2 separate regions of the Homo sapiens genome follow, and region 2 is linked to region 1. A link is a contact called in ENCODE Hi-C or POLR2A ChIA-PET data. All regions are on one chromosome and are shown on one strand. The core of a region is the stretch at or near the end of the contact, and the rest is flanking DNA. Distances in the headings are between cores, read along the strand shown.

Region 1 (3,173 bases), core at 467-2,966:
CTTTGCATGTCTGCTAATTTTTAATTGGATGCCAGACATTGTTAATTCCTCTAATTATTCCTTTAAATATATTCGTACTCTTTTTCTAGTTCATAGTTAAGTTACTTGGAAACAATCTGATTTTTCTTCAAGTATTACTTTTAAGCTTTGTTTCACACGTTTAGAACAACCTTTAGTCTAGGGCTAATTTAGTCCCTCTTCTGAAGCAATGCCTTTCTGAGGACTCTGCTTGGTATTTCCTGGGTGAGGAGGTCTTTCCACTGGCTGTTGGGCATGTAAGATATTCTCCAGCCTTTGTGAGCTCCTGGGGTTCTTCTATCTGCTACTTTCCTTTTCCACAGCCTTAGTAATTTTCTCATATGCATGCACTGATCAATATTCAGCCGAAGGCCTTAAGTGAGTCGTCTGCAGATCTCTAGAGTCCTCTCTTTCTGTGTGCAGCTCTCTCCTCTCCAGGGCTCTGCCCTACAAATGTTAGCTGCCTTGGCCTCCCCACACCCTAAACACTATCTCCTTAATTCAGTGAAGCCACTGAACACTGTGTGGTTTCCACTTACCTGTATGGTGGCGTGGAAACTCTCTCCAGGTTGTCAGCTGGGGCACTTGTGGGTCTCACCTCATTTGCTTCTCCTCTGTCAGAGATTACACTTCTGTGACACCTGCGGTCCAATGTCTGAAAATTGTTGTATATAGTTGGTCTATTTTTAGTTATTTAGGGTGGAATAATAAATGCTTACTCCATCATGGCCAAAGTCTCTGTTGTTTACAGTTCAATGGAGAGAGATACCAACTACATACAAATTGAAATGCAAAGTGCCATAATATCTTTAGAGCAGTAAAGGCAAGCTGTTAGAATTGCTCACAGGAAGAGAAAATTATTTCTACCTCTTGGTTAAGGCTTTTATCACCAAGAAGGCAGCATCCCTACCACACCAACTATATACCCCTAACTCTACATCTCCAGCCCAGATTCTCTCTCTCCTGAATTCTGGACCCCTACACATAACAAAACATTTGAATCATCTCCACCCGGGTATGTCACCAGCACCCCAAACTCCACATACCCAAAACCGAATGCACTCATGTTCTTTCCAAATCATATGGCTTCAGATCCTTCTCTGACATGAGCTAGTGGCTCTTTAAAACTTAGTAAGTTGTCTCCTTCAGCAGAAAACAGTCCCTAACTTCTCCAGCCTTTCTCCACCTTTACCACTGCAGCCCCAGCCTACGCTGGATCAGTCACCATCGTCCTTGTTGTACCCTGTGCCTGTGTTTGGCTACCATCACTTGGGATTTTGTGAGCCCCTTGAGGGACGTCGTGTTCCTTCTATGTGTGTTTTGGGTTGTTCGGGTGCTTAACACATAACAGGGGTTCAATCAACTGTCCTTAAATAAATGGTTCCCTTACAATAGTGATTGACAGATAGGAATTGGATGACCATATGACTCTGTTGCATGGGAAAGAAAAAAAATGAACCTGAGAACATTCTTGGGATTAATCCCTTAAACAAGGGGTCAGCAAACTTTGTCTTAAAGGGACAGATAGTAAATCTTGTAGGCTTTGTGAGCCACACTGCTGTTGCAGCTTGCAAGCAGCAGTGTACTGTACACAAACAAATGGGCATGGCTGTGCTCCAATGATGCCATTTACAAAACAGGCAGAGGGCTGGGTCTGGGCTTCCCCTGCCCTAACCTAAGCCCAGCTGGGCTTCATTCAGCACGCTGTGTACCACTCTTGATGGGTAGGCCCACTCTGCCCGCACCTTGAAACCTGACCAGGTCTTCTCCCACCCCATGAATGTAAACATTTTAACAACTAGCCTGACTGTGAAAAGCCTGGAGAATCCTTCCTACAGGGGACAGTGGTGAGTAGAAAGATTATCGTCAGGTGGCGCCTGTCCTTTTGTGACATCTGTTGCTAATGGAAGCTCTGTGTGTGTGTGTGTGTGTGTGTGTCCAGACATGCTCAGGAAAACTGCCTAAGCTCTCTGGGCTTCAGATGTTTCATCTGTTGAGGGAACGATCGGGGTTTGTTCCTGCTCCCCAGGCAATGTGTTTGGTTTCTGTCTTCTGTTTTTTATGGCATATTCTCCCCACCACACTCTCACCATGCTCTCCGGTTGTCGCTGCCAAGGATTGCAGAGTCCGAGGCGTGGGCAGGAGCCCCGTCCAGGGTCGATCTCCTGAACTCACGGAGCCGTGGGAATAGACAAGAGACACTATCTGGGAAAATGCTTTGAAAATAAATAAAATGGGGAAAGTCTAGTCCAGATAAAATGTAAAATATTTAGACTTGAGAACAGGTTTCCAGCTCACTGTGGAAGACACTCGGGGCTGGGGGAGGCCTGGGTCCCTCCCTCTGCCCTTCACATCAGTTTGGTCATCTTCAAATGGGAACCATCCCTGTGCTGACCCTGTGGCCTCACCAGGGCTCGAGGTCCAGGGCTATGAATGCCTGTTGTAAACAGCTCAGGGCGGGACACATGGAAACAATTAGAGACTTATTTCCCAGGACATTGGACCTAGAAGCCAGGCCCCAAGACATGAAGCAACGCTTCTGTGTGTGTGTGTGTGTGTGTGTGTGTGTGTGTGTGTGTGTGAGAGAGAGAGAGAGAGAGAGAGAGAGAGAGAGAGAAAGGGATTCTGGGAAGGGTGGAAGGAAGTGGTGAGACACGAAACGAAGCTGGACAACAGAGAAGACTCTGACTAGAGATTTTTACCATGAGATGGAGATAGTTGCAGAGGCTCCTGGCTGCCCTCCATGCTCCTGTCCCTCTCTGGCCCCTCAGCTTCCCTCCGGCCTTTCCATTGTTCTTGCAGGTTGCGGCCTCCCTGCCCTCCCCCAGCCAAGGTGGAGGCAGGCCCTTGGGTGAGGGGGACTGAGGGGCTTGAGTGATGATGGGCAGAGAAGGGTGACCATCCGTGCCAGGCCTGCGGCAGAATCACCGTTTCCATTTTTTAAAGTCAAATGCCTCATCGGGATCCCCTCCCACCCCGAGAGTCCCCCTATTATCCATAGGCCATTTGGTAGTTGTTGCTATGGAGACCACAAGCAAAACGGCATGCAAACCAACGCAGGCAATAGCAACAGAAAGGGCAAGGAGAAGGGCGGGGGGAGTGGGACGGGGTGGGGCGGCGGGACAGTACTTCCCCCCGCAGACTCCTTAGACCCC
Region 2 (3,173 bases), core at 416-2,915, 82 kb before region 1:
TGATGACGAGGTCAATTTCTGCTTTTGCCATCTTCCCACAGAGGGCCCAGCAAGCTTGGCCGCTGAGCTTTCTTGGGACATGGTGACTTCCTTCCTAGAAGGAAGTCCCTGCTACTTTCTGCCAGTGCTCAGGTTAGAGATGGGATTGCTTGTGTGTGGTCTCATTTCCCTTCCTGACCCCCAGGACAACCTTTCCTTATTCACTGTGACACTGAATGCCACACCTTAGACAGTAGTTGCTTGACGTATTTTGCCGAATGGATGAAAAGCACCCCAGAGACCCCACAGTGCCCTGGGGCATCATTCTCACTGTATTCTATGTGGCTCTACCCCAGCCCCAACCCATTTCCAAATCCCTCTCTGTACACTGACCACAGAGAAGTAGAATGATTTGCAGGGAGGCTGAGCATTTGGGGAGGAGGACATCTCAGGAGGAAGGAGGTGGTGGCCCTGGCAGATGGTCTTCGTGCATGGGACCGGATGTCCAGTCCCTCAGCTCCAGCCAAGGCAATACAGATTCTCCTGGGGACCTGAGGCGGACTCCTCCACATCTTATTTCTAAGCACAAATCCATCTCCATCCCCTTTTGCCTCCTCCGCATGCTCGTTCCTGCCGGCTCAGCACCCTGGAGGGAAGTGGGATATGGCCCAGCAGGTCACCTAGAATAAAGTAAGTCATCAGAAAAGGTCCCTGATTCATCAGAGGGCTTTGGCTGCCAAGCAAATGCTCTTGAAAGCTTGCTTTCTTCAGCTGCTGCGTCTCAGGGGCAGGGACTTACAGTGTTTGCTTTTCAGCCAACCACCCTCTTGACTCAGAGGCTGAAGTGCCCAGGAAGCAGGGGCAGAAGGCCCCAATGTAAGGTGAGCATGGGGTGAAGTGAGCCCCGAATTTGGGAGAGCAAAGTATGGCTCTGCCTAGCCAGACGACCTCTGGATTTGGGAACACGAATATGATAATAAAAACAATATGTGCTCCTCAGTGATGACACTGATTGAACCTTTCCCTGGGTCAGGCATTGGGCTGATGGTTTTGCAGGTTGTCTCTTCCTTAATCCTCACATCACCCTCAAAGGGTGTCTGTTAATGCTCCCATTTGGATGATAAAAAAGCAGAGGTTGCCTGAGCCGGATTTGCCAGTTCTAGAGTTTGATCTCTTCACTGGCATGAGATGCTGCTTCTTGGCCCCAGGGTCTGTCCTTGAAGCAAATGAAGTCCAACCTGCACAAGCATCCCCAGGGTAGGGACACGTGGACTGCTGGGGGAAATCACAGGGAAGGGGTGAGAATGGAGCCGTCTTCCTTTTCTGAATGAGGGTGGTGCCCTGAAGATTTATCCCGCCCCTTGCTGGTGCAAGGTTGTGGAGGGCCCAAGAGTAGCAGGCACATCTGGGCACATGGAGGCTGGTATGAGCATGTGGGTGTGGAATACAGAAGACCCTAAACAAGAACTGAGATCTGAACCTTTCACAAGGTAATGCCCCAAATAGCAGAGCAAGTGATGCAAAGGATTTCATAACTGTGGTGTCATGCCCCAGAGATGCAGCTGACCAGCCTGGAGCCTTCTGTCTCATCTGGGCCTTTTGTTTTCTGTCCTTCTGCAACTGGAGACAAGCTTATTCTCAGCCCCTCAGCCTGGATTGGTGTCCTGGCTGGGCTCCGAAGAGCAGAAAGGCCATGCATGTTCTCTTTCCTTTACCCATGCCAGAAGCTGTGTGAGTCATGTGTTTGTATTTTTAGCAACACATAGGAATTGCTGCATGACAAATAATTGGGGGGGGGGAGTGGAGACACTTGCAAAATTAACATAACAAAGGCAGTTATTTGGATCTAACTCTCAGGGATAGAGGCAGCCTGGCAGTGCTCCTTGATCCAGGAAAGGCAAGAGAAATGAAGGGCTGACGGTGGGGTTGCCGGTGCCCCAGGAGTGGAGGCACCCAAAGGTTTTCTATGGGTAGCAAAGGAAAATAGCTTTTCCGGGTGGGCAGCTGGCATGGTCCTGGAGACCTGGGCATTGTATGTGCTGTTCTAGTGTGATCACAGCAAGTTTGCTTCACTTAGAAAGGCTAGAGAATGTGGATTTCTTCCTGTGGACTCCCTAGGCCCCTAAATGAGCCCCACAGCCTCCTGGGAGTCTTGCCCATTTCAATCACTTGTTATCTTCACCATCACCCCGTTACCACCACCATCATCGCCACCATCACCATCATCACCACCATCACCATCACCATCACCATGATCACCACCACCATCACTATCACCATCATCATCACCATCACCATCATCATCACCATCACCATCATCACCACTATCACCATCACCACCACTACCATCACCATCACCAGCATCACCTCCATCACCATCACCACCATTATCATCACCATTACCATCACCACCATCATCACCATCATCACCATCATCACCATCACCACTATCACCATCACCATCGCCATCACCATCATCACCACTATCACCATCACCATCACCTTCATCACCACTGTCACCATCACCATTATTACCACCGTCACCATCATCATCACTATCATCACCATCACCATCATCACTAACTACCATCACCATCACCACTACCATCATCACCATTACCATCATCACCACCATCACCATCATCTTTACCATCATCATCATCATCATCACTATCATCCATGGAGAGTTTGACATGTCCATCTTCCTGAACATGTTGCACACATTATCTGATTGAATTTATCCTTCATAACAGCTGTGGGGAGTACATGAAAATGATCCCATTTTGCAGAGGCAAAAACTGAGGACCAGAGAGATTTGGGTCTGACCTCAAAGATGGATAATCCCGAGAATGGGAGGAATTACCAAGGGCTCTCTGGATGCCCTAGTCTCAATCATGGCCTCCTCAGAGTTATACTGAGTTATGCATGACCACAATAGCATGGGCAGAGAAAAGGGGAATGAATATTCCTAGAACTTGGGGCCTGCCTCCCAACCACCCCCCTATTTTTTCTTTTGAATCTTTACTACATTGGTGAAAATCATATGGAAATATCTGTAGATCCTGAGCAGGGTCTAGGTAGCAAATAAACAGAGTAGGGTGTGAAGGGACAAAGTTCTTAGTGGCTGCGGCCCACCTGGCCTTCTGGAGTTTGGCGAGGGAGAACCTGGGATGCGGTGAGGACACTCAAGCCCT

What was found. Hi-C counts contacts between places; a loop is a spot of excess contacts on that map. ChIA-PET counts read pairs that join two places held with the same protein, here RNA polymerase II (POLR2A). Pooled maps may share reads with other maps.
Region 2: a map of heart left ventricle shows a loop between it and region 1 (1.9-fold over the local background). The contact joins the enhancer-like site here to the promoter of LINC01987 in region 1. A Hi-C loop is called at or near these places in 5 of 168 maps with a recorded cell type or tissue (Right ventricle myocardium inferior, endothelial cell of hepatic sinusoid, heart left ventricle and 1 more) and 5 of 50 pooled maps. POLR2A ChIA-PET finds 5 or more read pairs at or near these places in 3 of 52 experiments (B cell, BJ and SK-N-SH).

Annotation. Positions count from the first base shown.
Region 1 is chr17:77,727,102-77,730,274 of GRCh38, reverse strand. LINC01987 (long intergenic non-protein coding RNA 1987) reads left to right here and starts at 1,716. Exons shown (of 2, transcript NR_104134.1): 1 at 1,716-1,865.
Region 2 is chr17:77,809,261-77,812,433 of GRCh38, reverse strand. All of the region lies in intron 1 of LOC105371908 (a long non-coding RNA gene), which reads left to right. Among named protein-coding and RNA genes, the nearest start is that of LINC01973, 73 kb to the left of the region's middle. RefSeq lists an enhancer at 1,320-2,008. Within about 2 kb of position 1,665, at least 8 of the 41 ENCODE cell types and tissues checked have a DNase peak (open chromatin) inside an H3K27ac peak, as active enhancers do; they include heart right ventricle, where a contact is called at or near this core.